Linked DNA regions of Mus musculus: region 2 is linked to region 1. The links are chromatin contacts, found by Hi-C or POLR2A ChIA-PET in ENCODE. All regions are on one chromosome and are shown on one strand. Each heading gives the region's core, a stretch centred on a gene start or an enhancer-like site at or near the end of the contact. The rest is flanking DNA. Distances are from core to core; before and after follow the strand shown.

Region 1 (7,181 bases), core at 3,092-5,591:
CTTAAGACGCTGATTCTATAAAAGGTTCACAGTACAATCCTACCGAGAGCAAATTAGAAGTCACAAGGGGACAAAATGGCTTTGAAAAACTTTCTGCAATTCCCACACGTGTCAAAGGTGTGTGCTGATACAATTTGCCCTGGAAATGGGTTCCGACTTCAGGGAGAAAGCAAAGGATGATTTGCTTAACGATTGATATTTTTCCTTTGTTTGCCCTCAAAACTATGTCTAAATTGTTGCTGAGATGAAGCATGAGGTACATCTGATGCTGAAATTGAATCTAATGAGACTCAAGCATCTCTTAGCAGTGTAATTTAGATGGGACAGGTGCTCTCACAGCACAGTGCTCTGTTGAGCAGACCTGCATCACCTGGGCAACTGTGTTACCTGGGCCAGGTGACCCAGCAATCTAAAGTCTGGAGCAGGAGGATTGCTGTGAGTTTGAGGTCTGCCTGGGCTGCTAGCAAGTTCCTAGCAGAGTGAACTACAGAGTAAAGTCTATTGCAATGAAATTCCAAAGCAGGGGGCTGGATAAATCCAGCAGTAGAGTGCCTGCCTAGTAGGCATAGGGCCCTAGGTTCCTTCTCTAGCAAGGGGGCAGGGAAGGGGGTGGGGGAAGGGAGGAGATAATGGGGTCCCTGGAAAGAGGCTCAGGAGATAAAAGCATTTGCCTTGCAAGCCAGATGAATTCAGCTTGATGTGCAAAGAGAACCAATTGTACTAAGTTATCATTTCTCTCACACATACACTTCTGCTGCCCCCATACACACTGACAATGGACAAATGAATAAGAGTAAATGCCAGAGTGCCACTCTAGATGGACCCCCATCGGCCCCACCCCCAGGTGTGGGATGCAGCCACCAGTGTTTAGCAAGTTCTCCGGGTAACCCTGATGCACACTCAAGTTCCAGACCAACGGGCTGGTGGTTTCTAACCTTGGTGGTTTGGATCTGAGTGCCCATAGAGCTTTTAAACCGCCTTCACCTTGACTGCAGGAAATTCTGATTCAGTGGACCAGGGAAGGGCTTTGGCAATCAAAGTTAGCAAGTCCTCTCTGCCTCCCTCCCCTCCTTCTTGTATTATTATTATTAATAATCTTTTAAAAAAGATTTATTTATTATATTATTATATTTATTACACTGTAGTGTAGCTGTCTTCAGACACACCAGAAGAGGGCATCGGATCCCATTACAGATGGCTGTGAGTCCACCATGTGGTTGCTGGGAACTGAACTCAGGACTTCTGGAAGAGCAATCGGTGCTCTTAACCACTGAGCCATCTCTCTAGCCCCCTATTATTATTAATCTTATGTAGCCCAGGTTGACCTTGAATTCACTATATAATCAATGATGTCCTGTGCTATATTGGCTTTTTGCAAGCTGAGGGTTGAACCCAGGTCTTTGTATATTTGAGAATTTGAGACAACCACTCTAGCCACTGAGCCTTATCTCCAGACTTCTTCTTCTCCTTATTCTAATAGTTTTCTGCCACTAGACTGATCTTTAAATATTATTATTTTTTAAAAATCTCAGTCCAAGCCTATTACTGCATCCACTACATAGAAGGAGTTAAGAAACCATTAGCTGGATGAATGAATTCTCATAGGAATATTTTGCTGTGGAGAGAATGGCCATTTCTTTCTGTTCAATGCTGTTTTCTTTTCCTGAAAGTTTTTACATCTAAACACATATAATTAATATCCCTACTTTTCATCTTTTTCCTTACCAATTTCTAGGTATCAGATGATAGTCCACTGCATAGTTTCTATATAATGTGTACTAACGAAATAGCCAAGGGGGAATGTGCATAAAAACTCCTTTTTACTTGAAGGTTTCTGGCTCAGAGAGCTCTGTTTTGGGCCTACACTGGTGAGGCTTTTTTGTCAAGAGATTTATTGGAAGTGGCTTTCCTATTAACATTAGTCCTTTTGATTTTATTATTTTTTTGTCTTCTAAAATCTTTATTTTATTTATTAATTAAAGTCAATATTAAAGATTTAATGTGTTAAGGAAAACAACAATAAAACAAACATCCACGTACCCAGCTTTAAAAAGATTACTACCAGTATAATAAAGGGCGTGGTGGTAGGTTTGGATGGATCTCTGTCCATTTCCAGCCAGTCTGGTCTACATAGTAAGTTACAGGCCAGCAAGGCTTACACAGTGAGTCCCTGTCTGTAAAATAAAAGCTAAAATAACAAATACAGTGTTATTATAGATGTTGCTCAGTGGTAGTATGCTTGCCTATCATGTGTAAGACACTGGATTTGACTTCTAACATTACACAGAGGTTATCAACATATTGAATGGTTTTGCTTATTATTTATATTTTGAGCTTTTTAAAAGACTTATTTGTGTGTATGAATGCTTCTCCTGAATGTATCTGTGTGTATCGCATGCATGCTTGGTGCCCATGGAAGTTAGAAAAGAGCATCATATCCCTTGGAACTGGGGTTATAGATGGTTGTGAGCTAGCTTGTGGGTGCTGGGATGAACCCAGATTATCTGCAAGAGCAACAAACCATCTCTTCAGCCCTGACTGAATGGTTTAAAAGCATTATTCTTAGGGAAGTCTAAACGGAATTGTCTGAACCTATGCCCATTTCCCTGAGCCGCCACATATGTGAAGGTATTGCTTAAAACTCACAACAGTCTTCCACCCTCCCACCCCCTGCTAGGCTTCCGACCATTTTCTGAAATCTTAACTTCCATTTCCCAATACAAAGCTACAAATTATGCTAGTGGGTGGTTGGGAACAAAGTGTGGGCCATAAGAACCAGGGAAAGGAAGAGTGCATACATCAGCCTGCTCAGTTTATTGTCTCAGCCTAGCGTTTGAAACAGTGATGTAGCAATTGTTCTATCGCCACAGTAACTTTTGTGGGAATTATTTCCTGAGCCTTCAGATCTTACATTGCACAAAGAAGTGTTTAAGGGCCCTGTTCATTGCTTTGTGAATAATAAGCACTTAGTATTTCTTGATTGAATTTTTAGAGCTGTCCCTTGTATTTTAAGTCTTACTGCTAGAACTTATGATTTTGGGATCACTTTAATCCGTAGGAGTGTTTTTAGACCGATGAAACGCTCTTGGATTTCACCTGGAGAATGAAGTGTCTTAACTGGTAGATTTTAAGTCACCATTTGCAATGTTTTAGGATTAAAATGTATTAGGCTTCAATGAACAGTTTAAACGGCATTAATGTTATAACAGCTTTAAAGCAAAGCTAACATGGATATAAATCCACACTCTTTTTTTTTTTTTTTTTTGGTTTTTTGAGACAGGGTTTCTCCGTGTAGCGCTGGCTGTCCTGGAACTCACTTTGTAGACCAGGCTGGCCTCGAACTCAGAAATCCACCTGCCTCTGCCTCCCAAGGCATGCGCCACCACTGCCCGGCACAAATCCACACTCTTATCCTTAGTTTGCATTATTACTCTTGCGTGCACATAAAACTTGTATTCTCCATTTAAACCCTGCATTACATATAAAGTCTGACATGTTACATGGCTACCACAATTGCCATTTAGATGGCTGCATAAAAATGTGTTGCAGTTGATGTAATACAATTCACTATTAGGCTGCACTCTCACCCCAACCTTGCAAAACAAAATCCCAAAACAACCTGCATTATTTATTTGTCCAGAATAAGTTCTTATTAGTTGTAAGTCACCGCGTCAGAGTTACAGTCCTATTCATTTTCTTTTTTCCTCCTGGGACAGCAAAATACAGTACTGCGTGAGCTTTCCACACTATATCCACCTATCTTGTTCACAGTCTTTGGCCGCATTTGTATTATCTCCCTATGCTTGTCCTGGGCAGGGTTGGGGGAAGAATCGAGCAGGTAGGTAACCGGATATGGAGCACCAGGTGAGCCTGTGGAGGTGGCAATTACAATACTCAGAGCTAAGCACTCCTGGGAATTTGCTGGAGCGTTCGATGTGGGAATAGCATCTTGGCGAATTAATTCTTCGGACTTGGGTCTAACTTTACTCTCGCCAGCCTCTCAGAGCGCGCAGTGGGAGTATTACTCGGGCATTCTGCCCTGTAGGGACACAGGCGATCTTTCAGTGAGCTAGCTGGTCAGTAGGCCCCTCTGGTGCCATCGAGCCGGCGCCGCCGGGCGGTGTAGTTCGGGGCCCAGTCTGGGCCGTGGCGCACGCGCTGCCCGCAGCTCGCGCGGAGCCAGGCCTTCCTCTGGCGCCCCAGGCGCAGGAGACCTCGCCCACAAGCCCGCCCCCTCGCCGGCCCCGCCCACCGCAACCCCGCCCCGCCCGCCGGCCCCGCCCCCGTCTCCTCCCCGCCCCCAGGAGCCGACGAGTGGCGGCGGCGGCGGCGGCGGCAGCGGCTGCGGCCCCAGGACCGGGTTCTCTCAGACAAGAGGGCGGGCGGAGGAGGAAGCGGCCGAGCACCCGCCCGCCTCAGCAGACTTCGCACCGTCCGCTCCCAGGCCTCGCGGCACCGAGAAGGGGAGACCGAGGCGGACCGCGAGGACAAGAGGCGGCGGGGGCGCGGGGCGGAGGCGGCGCGGCCGGCCGCGGCTGCCGCTTTGTTGTGTGGCCCGGGCCGAGGAAGCAGAAGTGGGAGGAGGGGGGAGCTCTGCGTCCCGCTCCCTCCGCGGCTCATGGCGACGGCGCTCGGCACATCCGGGACCCTCCGGCCCTGGCGGCCGCGGCGCGGGCTGTTCGGACCCCGGCCCCGGCCGCTGTGGTGACTCCTCTGCGCCTCGCCGTCGGCCCAGCCCAGCCCAGTCCGCCCGCCCGCCCGCCGGCCCGCCGGCCGCGAGCGCCGCCGCCGCCGCCGCCGCCACCTCCCCCGCCGCTGGGGACATGTCTAACCCCGGAGGCCGGAGGAACGGGCCCGTCAAGCTGCGCCTGACAGGTGAGCTGGGCGGGCGGCTGTGGCGCCTGTGGGCAAGCAGAGGGCCGGGGTCGCGGTCGGTGGTGGCGTTGGACGGGAATCCGGGCGTGGGAAGGCCTAGTTTAGGGAGTCATTGGAGAACCACTTAGCTGGGGTTGGGAAATTCTTCAGAACGCCCAGTGTGTGGCCCGTGGGTCTCCCGTGGAGGGCGGATTTGAGGTCCTGAAGTCTCGTTTCCTGGGGTCACAGGAGCAGCCCCTGGGCTCCTGCCCAGGTGGGGTCGGGAAAGGGATTACTGAATCCAGTTGCTGACTGCGCGCGGTAAACACTCCTTAAACATGGAGTGAGTGCTTAACGGGAGAGTGCTTGTGTTCCCGGGTTGTTAACTTGGACACCTACCTATGCCCGGCAGTGAAACCTTTACTCTCCAGTGCTGCCAACCTCTGTGGCCAGTGCCACACACCTTAAACGCACGTCTCTGGGAGGGAGGGACCGAGACTGTGGTTGGCTTTTCCGGCGTGTCTGCCTGATCCCACGACTCCCGGCTCATTGTACACTCTGTGTTTTGGAAGTTGTTTGATTGTAGGGTAGCATGTTTGGGGTTGTTCCTTGTAGGCCGCAGAACTAGTTGCTCATGTCTTAACTCCAGACCTGGTTTAGAATCCCTTGCTTTGCAATGTGTTTCTCAGTCTGGACGCATACGAACTTTTAAGCTAACTTTCACTAGTCCTCTCCACACTTCTCACCCTCTTTCTAAATGGAAAGGAATGCTCAGAGGGATTTGGGAAAGACTGTTTAATGTTCCCAGCTGCAGGGAGTTGTTAACATATTACAGGTATAATTTGCTTACGATGCCACTTCTGATATTCTTCCGTGGTCAACGTCCCCCTCCTTTTAAGGAAAAATTGCGTTTGGTTTAAAGCGTGTAATTGAAACTATTGTCCCTCTGCTAGCTAGTCACGTCATTCACAGCAAGTAAATTGTCCACATTTATATTCAGATGTGTGGTGAAGAAGACGGCATTTTGTAGTTGGTTCATATGCATTTGCGCCAGCGAAGGATAAGCTGTAATTATGTTTGCCCACACTAAACTTTGAGATTTCTGTGGGTGAACTTTGTAGTTGAATGTTTGTGTGTTAACCGGCAGTCCATCGGCTGTACTTTCTAGGTAGCTTGAAGTGAATTTGGTATTTGAGAACTTAGTTGGAATGTATGTTGGCTACAGAGTAAAATACTTTACTTTTGAGGCTGAAGAGATGGCACAGTAGTTAAATGTATCCTGTTCTCTAAGAGGACCTGAGTTCTAGTCGCAACACCCCAACCCAGGTCCTCGGCTCACTATCACCTGTAACTCTAGCTCCAGGGGATCTGATGCATCTGGCCTCCCACAAGCACCTGCACTTAGGTACACATACCACCTCTATCTCCAGTAATTAAAAAATATACATAGTATTGACCTGGAAGCCTTTTTTTCCCTAGGGAAAATTACAAGGTATTATTAACACTGGGTGGGGGGGGTGCTTTGATTTTCATCTTTATTGTGTTCATTTGGGCGGGGGGAAGTCAGCGGAATACAATTATAAAGGATCCTTGGTGCTCTAGTTTATATATTAATGTTCTTATTAGGCACGCCTTTGTCAATAATTACAGAAAGAAATTGTGAGTGTAGGTGTGCAAAAGCCATCAGAAATGGATGTTATTTATTTCCTTCTGGGATATATATATATATATATACACACACACACACACACACACACATATATACATATACATATATATACACATACACACATATATGTGTATGGGAGAGAAAAGAGGGGTTTGGGTTTTCTTTGGATAAAATGAGTTCTGAGGTGGGCTGGAGAGATGGCTTAGTAAAGAGCACCCTCTGTTCTTCCAAAGGACCCAGATTCAATTCCCAGCACCCAAATTCCAGTTCACAACTGTCTGTAACTCCAGTCCCAAGGGATCTGACACACTCACACCAATGCACATAAAATAAAAATAAATTATTAAAAAATGAGTTCTGAGGTTTTAGTATTTGTCAGACTTTGCGAAAACTATTCACAGGCAAATTTCCCAATAGTTTTAAGAAACAGAGTAGTTCAAATGAACTAAGATGTACTGAAAATGAACTGAGAGTACATTTATGTACTGTGTGTGTGTGTGTGTGTGTGTGTGTGTGTGTGTGATGGCCATGGAACGTGTGTGCTGGATAGGACAAGGTGAGATCTCCTTTTCTATCTTACGAGTCTTCCCAGTCCAACTCAGGTCATCAGGCTGGAGAGGAAATACCCTCCCCCCTCAGCCAGCTCAGTGTTCTGAGG
Region 2 (7,181 bases), core at 2,106-4,605, 47 kb before region 1:
ATGAGACCAGAGAGATAGATTCTTGGGCAGAAAAACTGAGAGGACCCCCCTCCTCCTCACTGTACAGTCGCGTCTACTAGCTGTGCTTGAGGGCAGGACTCTTGGGATTTCAAAGCCAGCTGAAGGTCACAGCAAAGGGAAGAGTTAGATTTGAACCTGGACCTCTCTGAGCTCTGCACCAATTTCTTCAACTGGGGACAGATAACCTGCCAGGGAGGGATGCGCCGAAAGGTCCCCACTGTTGGATAGGACGATGAAAGGTGGGAACTTGTATTTTATTTTATTTTTGAGACAGGGTTTCTCTGTGTAGCCCTGGCTATTCTGGAACTCACTCTGTAGACCAGGCTGGCCTCGACCTCACTGAGATCCACCTGCCTTTTCCTCCTGAGTGCTGGGATTAAAGGCGTGCACCACCACTGGGTGAAAGGCAGGGACTTTTTAGACTCTATATTAGTGCTAAAAAGGGTGCTACCTAAGCCTGGTCTTCAATTCTTTGAGTCTGGCACACGCAACAATGAGGCGTCTCCTTAAATAGTCCTGGAAGGACTGTTTTTCCCCATTAGGGGTTGTCTGGTCTCCATGCCTCTAGCTCCAGCACCAGGGTCAGATAATTCAACCAGAGATACATTTTCCCTGAGTTCTGGACGCCATGTCACCAACCCAGCCAGTGACCCCCCACTCTTTGGACATCACTGGATAAGATTGCTCCAATGGATGCATCCAGATGGAGTTGGCTCGTGGCTGCTGGAGAACTGGGTCTTGGTCACTTGCTGTGGACGGCTCTGCCCAGCAGGTAAGAGCCAAACGCACTGTTCCACATGTGAAACTCTGGGCCATCCTGCAGTTTCAGAGCTGACATTCCAAGCCTTGTCCTCTGAGTGGCGTTCATCCGGCATGTGTGTCTCATTTGACCCTCACTTAATTCAAAGAATTTAAAAAAATTAATTCACAACATGAAAGAAGATCAAGGGCTCCTCATAAAGAGTCTGGATTTTGGCTTCTCTGGAAAAATCAGATGTAGCAATAAGTGTCCCACTCTCCCACAGCCAGAGCTGAACAGTGGCTGTCCCCTTAGCTATGACATACGTACTTATTCTGCTCCGGTCTGCGCTGCACCCTAATGAATTATCCCCAGTTTCTCAATGTTATCTTGTGCCTGGCATTTGAAAGTGTTCACATCCACAACTCGATATATATTTATTCACTGGATAAACATGAAGCCTCTTTTCTTGCCAAGTTCTTCTCTAGGCTTCAGATCAACTCCACATTAATCTAGCATCTACAGTTGACCCGAGACCTATACGTGAAGGCCATGGGAAAGCAGGGTCTGCTAATATGAGCGCGTTGAAGAATGGTCCCAAGCTCTGTCTCCAGTATTTTAAGAGGGACATCTGACCCTGACTGAGTTACTGGTCTGTCATTTTCTCTTCAAGACCTTGTCTCTCGGGCTGGAGAGATGGCTCAGTGTTTAAGAGTACTGACTGCTCTTCCAGAGGTCCTGAGTTCAAATCCCAGCAACCACATGGTGGCTCACAACCATCTGTAATGGGGATCCGATGCCCTCTTCTGGCATGTCTGAAGACAGCGACAGTTTACTCACATACATGAAATAAACAAATAAATCTTAAAACAACAAACACAAAACAAAACAGAAGACCTCGTCTCTTCTCTAACTTTTTTTCTGTCCTGAAGGTCAGCTTGGGACCTTGTGTATAGTGGGCAAACACCCTACCACCAAGTTACATCCCCAGTTCTCCTTGCTACTTTTATTTATTATTTTAAGTTCTATGCATGTGTGTGCACATTAATGCAAGTGCCCATGGAGACCAGAGGCAAAGGATGTCCCTGGAGCTGGGATTATGCGTAGTTGTGAGCCAACCAACGTGTGTACTGGGGACTGAGCAGTGCAGATGCTGAGCCATCTCTCCAGTCCCCAATCCCTTTATCTTTTTTTAAAATCCTGTTTGTTTGTTTGTTTGTTTGTTTGTTTTTTGAGACAAGGTCTTACTATGTAGTCTTACCTGGTCTTGAACTCACTATCTTGATCCCATTTTTTGAGATAGGGTCTCCTGTCATCCCGAGTAGGTGTTCTATAGACAAAGATGACCTTGAATGCCTCATCCTCCTGCTTCTAAGTGCTGGCATTGTGGGTGTGCAACACCATGGCTGTTAATGTACCACCTCTTCCAAGAGCAGATCTTTGTGTTTATCTTGAACTCTGGGCAGCGTGTGGGTCAGGACATGGTAGAAGGACAAGTGGAGGAGGCTCGGCTGTGATGTGAGATGACATCAGGGCCTCTGGTGATCTCTCGAAGGAAGCATGGGGCTTCCCTTCTTTGATGGTGTTTGTTGGTGGCTGAGGTAGAAGGGGAGGTGAAAAAGGGCCAAAATCTTGGGGTCAGAAGGACTTGAAGTTCTGACTTTACCGCTAACCAGCTTACTCATCTCTGTTTGTCATAGCCTCTGAGCATTTCTTTACCTGTAAAATGGGGACAGAATTTTGTGTTCATAAGACAACTGTCCGTATCATGTGTGATATGTATGTTGCTTTCTGTCACAGGCAGGGTGGTGGTGCATGCCTCCCAGCACTTGGGAGGCAGAAGTGGTGGGGATGTCTGTGAGTTCAAGGCCAGCCTGGTCTGCAGAGAGAGTTCCAGGACAGCCAGAGCCACACAGAGAAACTCTGTCTCAAAAAAAAAAAAAAAAAAACCCAGAAGAAGGGGGAGGAGGAGGAGGAGGAGGAGGAGGAGGAGGAGGAGGAGAAGGAAGAAGGAAGAAGGAAGAAGGAAGAAGAAGAAGAAGAAGAAGAAGAAGAAGAAGAAGAAGAAGAAGAAGAAGAAAAAGAAGAAAACAAAAGGAAACCATTCAGCTGTTTTCTAGGAGAGCTGTTTCACTGGATATAGTAGTGCTTGCTTGAAATGACAAGCTTGGGCCAGCCTAGGCTACAGGAGACCCCAACTTAAAAACCAAGGCAGGGATAGAGAATGGCTGCTCCATTTTACGTTTCCAGCTCTTGCCTTTGTTGTTTGTTTGTTTGTTTGTTTGTTTTGATCATACTGGCTGGTTAACTTAAAATGGAGTGTCATCCCAAATATTGAAGTTGAAGGGGCTTCCCCTGCTTGTCACACACATGTTTGCTATTAACTTTCACATGTAGAAGCCAAGTACTCGTCTGTTGGTTTGGAGATCTGAACTAAACCTGGCTGCCTCTGGTTTTTCAGGTTGGCATCGGGTCCTGCCAGGCCTTTGAATCAGCTGGGTGCAGGGAAGGGTCACCAGGAAACTCAGGCTGCTTGGACCCGACAGGAAGCGTGGGATGAAGCTGACTCTGGCTCCCGGTCAGCCAGGCTGGGGCCTGAGGCTTCCAGGCTGGCTCAGTGTGCTCTGTCCGCCAGGAAACGGCCCGAGCTCCTTAGTCACTCCACCCCTCCAACACAAATTCATAAGCGAGATAGCTCCAAGCTCCTTCCTGTGAGAAATAGCATCAGAAAGCCTGGAGTAAGCTTATTTGCAGAGTAACGGTGACTGTGTGTCCTGGTTCCCTCAGTTGTGTTGGTGGCTTTAGGGTAGAAAACTACTGTAGTTTCTTTTTCCTTTTCTCTCTTCTTTCTTTTTCTTTGAAGGTTCATCTATGTGTATGCATGTTTGCTCGTGTATTTGAATGTATACTGCATTGGACTGTCTGGAACTGGCGTTCCAGATGGTCTTGAGCTGTCATGTGGATGCTGGGTATTGAACCCTGGTCCTCTGCAGGATCGGAGTGCTCTTAACTGCTGAGCTATCTCTCCAGCTCCTCCTGTGGGTTTTCTACTGATGCTTGGATGCTTGCTGTTGTGACAGCCTTCTCACCCTTCCCCACACAGGTGACATGTGTGCAACTGTTCTTTTCCATTTGTTTATTTTTGATGGTGTTGGGATTGGGTCTTAGGCCTCATATACAGTATTGATGCTAATGCACTATCATGGGGCTACAGAATTCTGAGTCTGCAGAACTGATTTTTGTTTGACCTTGCCTTTGGCTTCATTATTGGTGTTGATTTGTTAAGACAGAATCTTGTTCTAGTTCCCTGACTGACTTGCAATCTTCTTGCTTCTGAGACCTGGAATTATGAAGCAGTGTAGCTTCCTTTATTTATTAAAATATTATAGTTTGAGGTTGGAGAGCCATGGTGGAAGGAATCTGACATCAACTTCTAGTCTATACACACACACACACACACACACACACACACACACACACACACACTCTTACACTCCCCTGACACAGAATAATACTCATTATGACACAGGATAACATGTATTACATACATACACATGAAAAAAAATAACAAGGGCCCCAAACATCCCTGCAGCATCCGTGACCTCATCTCTAACTCATGACAACAGTCACGGCATAGGCAAGAAAGGATCCTGATGCTCCTGGCACAGTGCATGTCTCCTTTTGTTTTGTTTTGTTTTTTTTTTTTTTTCTTCCAAGACAGGATCTCACTCTATAGCTCTAGTTATCCTGGAACTCACTATGTAGACCAGGCTGACTTTGAACTCACAAAGATTCACTTGCCTCTGCCTCTCAAGTGCTGGGATTAAAGACTTGTACCACTATACCAGACGTTCTCAAAGCCTTAGTAAGACAATATATCCTCTAGGCCTGGGGGAGTTGGGGGCAGGAGAAAGGCCAGGAGAGATGGTTTTGATTGGCTGAGAGGTCATATGTGAGTGATCCATTTAAGCATTCCTGTTTCTTTGAGCTCGCAAAGGCCTCCCTCTGTACGTAATATCCCAGAGATTTTCAGCATCTCAACCTGAACATGCTAGCAGGATATCCCGGGAAGCCATTTTACTGTTATCATTTTAATACTGTCCTAGGATTTCTGAGATCAATCTTTGTCAAGTATTTTATTGTTTTATTCCCAGATGAATTCACTTGTCACATGTTCATTAGGAATGCTTCGGGGTTATCACATGTTTGGACCTTGAAATTCTATAGACCTGAGGTCAGAGAGGTGATCCAGTGGTTAAGAGCAAATATCACTCTTGCAGAGGACCTGAGTTTAGTTCCTGGTATCCAGATCAGCACTTGCAACTCCAGATCCAGAGGGGCTGGCGCCATCTTCAGGCCTCCGAGGGTACCTGCACTCAGGTGCACATACCCACAGACAGACATACAGACACACACACACATCCACAGTGACACACATACACATAATAAAACAATCTACACGACTATGCTTATCTCTCTTTATATATAAATACACTATCTAAATTTTTTGTTCTTATATTTTAGCTAGCCAAAGAAGGGCTTCCCAATTCCTAATTAGTTTTGAGGAAAATGTCATGACAACCATTTTGTTTTATTTTTAAAAAGCCTATTTGTGTTCTAATTTTCTTGGCCTTGATAGTATTCTTCCACCCAATCTTTTTTCCCTTTCTTTTTTCTTTTCTCCGCTTTTCTTTTTTCTGTCTGTCTGTCTGTTTATCTCACTTTCTCTGTGTCTCTCTCTTTTTTTTTTTGATTTTTTGAGACAGGGTTTCTTTGTGTAGTCTTAGCTGTCCTGGAACTCTGTCTGTAGACCAGGCTGGCTTTGAACTCAGAGACCTACCTGCCTCTTGGGCTGGAGAGATGGCTCAGCTTGATTGCTCTTCCAGAGTTCTAATCCCAGAAACCACATAGTGGCTCACAACCATCTGTAATGAGATCTGATGCCCTCTTGTGGTGTGTCTGAATACAGCTACAATGTGTATGTATATATATATATATATATGTATATATATATATATATATACTAAATAAATAAATCTTAAAAAAGATAAAATCTCATGTAGCTCAGGCTGGCCTCAGATTCCCCATTTAACCAAGGATAGCCTTGAACGTTTGATCTTCCAGGCTCACTTTCAAAGTGTTGGGATAACAGGTGTGTACCATCAAACCTGGCCATAGTCCCGCTTTTTTCCAACCTCTAGGTCAACTGGTCAGTTTTATAAGGCAGGGACACCAGTCTTGGGTGCATCACAGCACAGAGAGAAATTTCTGTTAGAACATGATGTGCTGGGGAAGAGAGTCAAGCTGCTGTAGTTGGAAATGGCAGTTTAGAGTCACCCACTGCCTGAAAAGCCACCTGGTCACCTTCTCTGGCTCACTTACAATCCAATTGTCTCTAGTTGTGGCTATCATCATTGTACTCCAGCTTGTAAAATTCAAGGGGAAAGAATGTGTTCACTTCTGGGCCATGCGCTTAAAAGATAGTGCCCCCCCCTCCCCCCGCTTTCATCTCCTTCCTTCTGGCTGAAATGGACCCTACAGGCCTGACCCATGTGAGCCATACCTTTGGGATGGATGAGCAACAAAGTAAAAAGAGACTGCATTGCCTGTAACCAAGGACTGGTGACAGAGAGAACTATAGCCTACTTTCGTTTAAGCCAGTTTTGTTTTGTTCATTTACCAGTCAAAACCATTCCCTATTCAACAACTCATTTCGCCACAGATTGATTTAGCTTTCTCTCTTCTTCTTTTTTTTTTCTCTCACCCCATCCCCACCCCCTCACTATGTAGCCCTGGCTGTCCTGGAAGTCATTCTGTAAACCAGGTTAGCCTGGGATTCAACTGTCTCTGCTTCTCAAGGGCTAGGATTAATGGCATGTACCACCACTAACCTGCTTAGCTTGCTTGCTCATTCTCTCTCTCTTTCTCTCTTTTTTAAAAAATATTTTATTTTTAGTTCATGTGCATTGGTATTTTGCCTGCACACATGTATTTGTGAGGGTGTTGGACCTCTGGAACTGGAGTTACAGACAGTTGTGAGCTGCCATGTGGGGTGCTGGGAATCGAACAAGGGTCCTCTAGGAGAGCAGCCAGTGCTCTTAACCAGTGAGCCATCTCTCCAGTTCTCAGCTTTATTTCTTAAAACATTATTATTTATTTTAAAAAATGTTTTATTTGTTTTATGTGCATTGGTGCTTAGCCGCTTGTATGTCTGTGTGACACTGTTGGACCCTCTGGAAATGGAGTTACAGAATGTCATGAGTTGCCATATGGATACTGGGAATTGAACCTGGGTCCTTTGGAAGATTAACCAGTGCTCATAACTACTGAGTCATCTCTCCAATAACTATTATTTTATGTTTATGGGTGTTTTTTAAAAAAAGGTTTATTTATTATTATATGTAAGTACACTGTAGCTGTC

Evidence for each region. Hi-C counts contacts between places; a loop is a spot of excess contacts on that map. ChIA-PET counts read pairs that join two places held with the same protein, here RNA polymerase II (POLR2A).
Region 2: a loop to region 1 is called in a map of heart, with 2.8 times the contacts of the local background. The contact joins the enhancer-like site here to the promoter of Smurf2 in region 1. A Hi-C loop is called at or near these places in 18 of 37 maps with a recorded cell type or tissue (CH12.LX, T-helper 1 cell, T-helper 17 cell and 7 more). POLR2A ChIA-PET finds 5 or more read pairs at or near these places in 2 of 5 experiments (Patski and embryonic stem cell).

What each region holds. Positions count from the first base shown.
Region 1 is chr11:106,917,875-106,925,055 of GRCm38, reverse strand. It overlaps Smurf2 (SMAD specific E3 ubiquitin protein ligase 2), which reads left to right and starts at 4,341. Exons shown (of 19, transcript NM_025481.3): 1 at 4,341-4,875. The coding sequence starts at 4,824.
Region 2 is chr11:106,964,010-106,971,190 of GRCm38, reverse strand. No RefSeq gene overlaps it. Among named protein-coding and RNA genes, the nearest start is that of Gm39424, 32 kb to the left of the region's middle. Within about 2 kb of position 3,355, at least 1 of the 3 ENCODE cell types and tissues checked has a DNase peak (open chromatin) inside an H3K27ac peak, as active enhancers do; it is heart, where a contact is called at or near this core.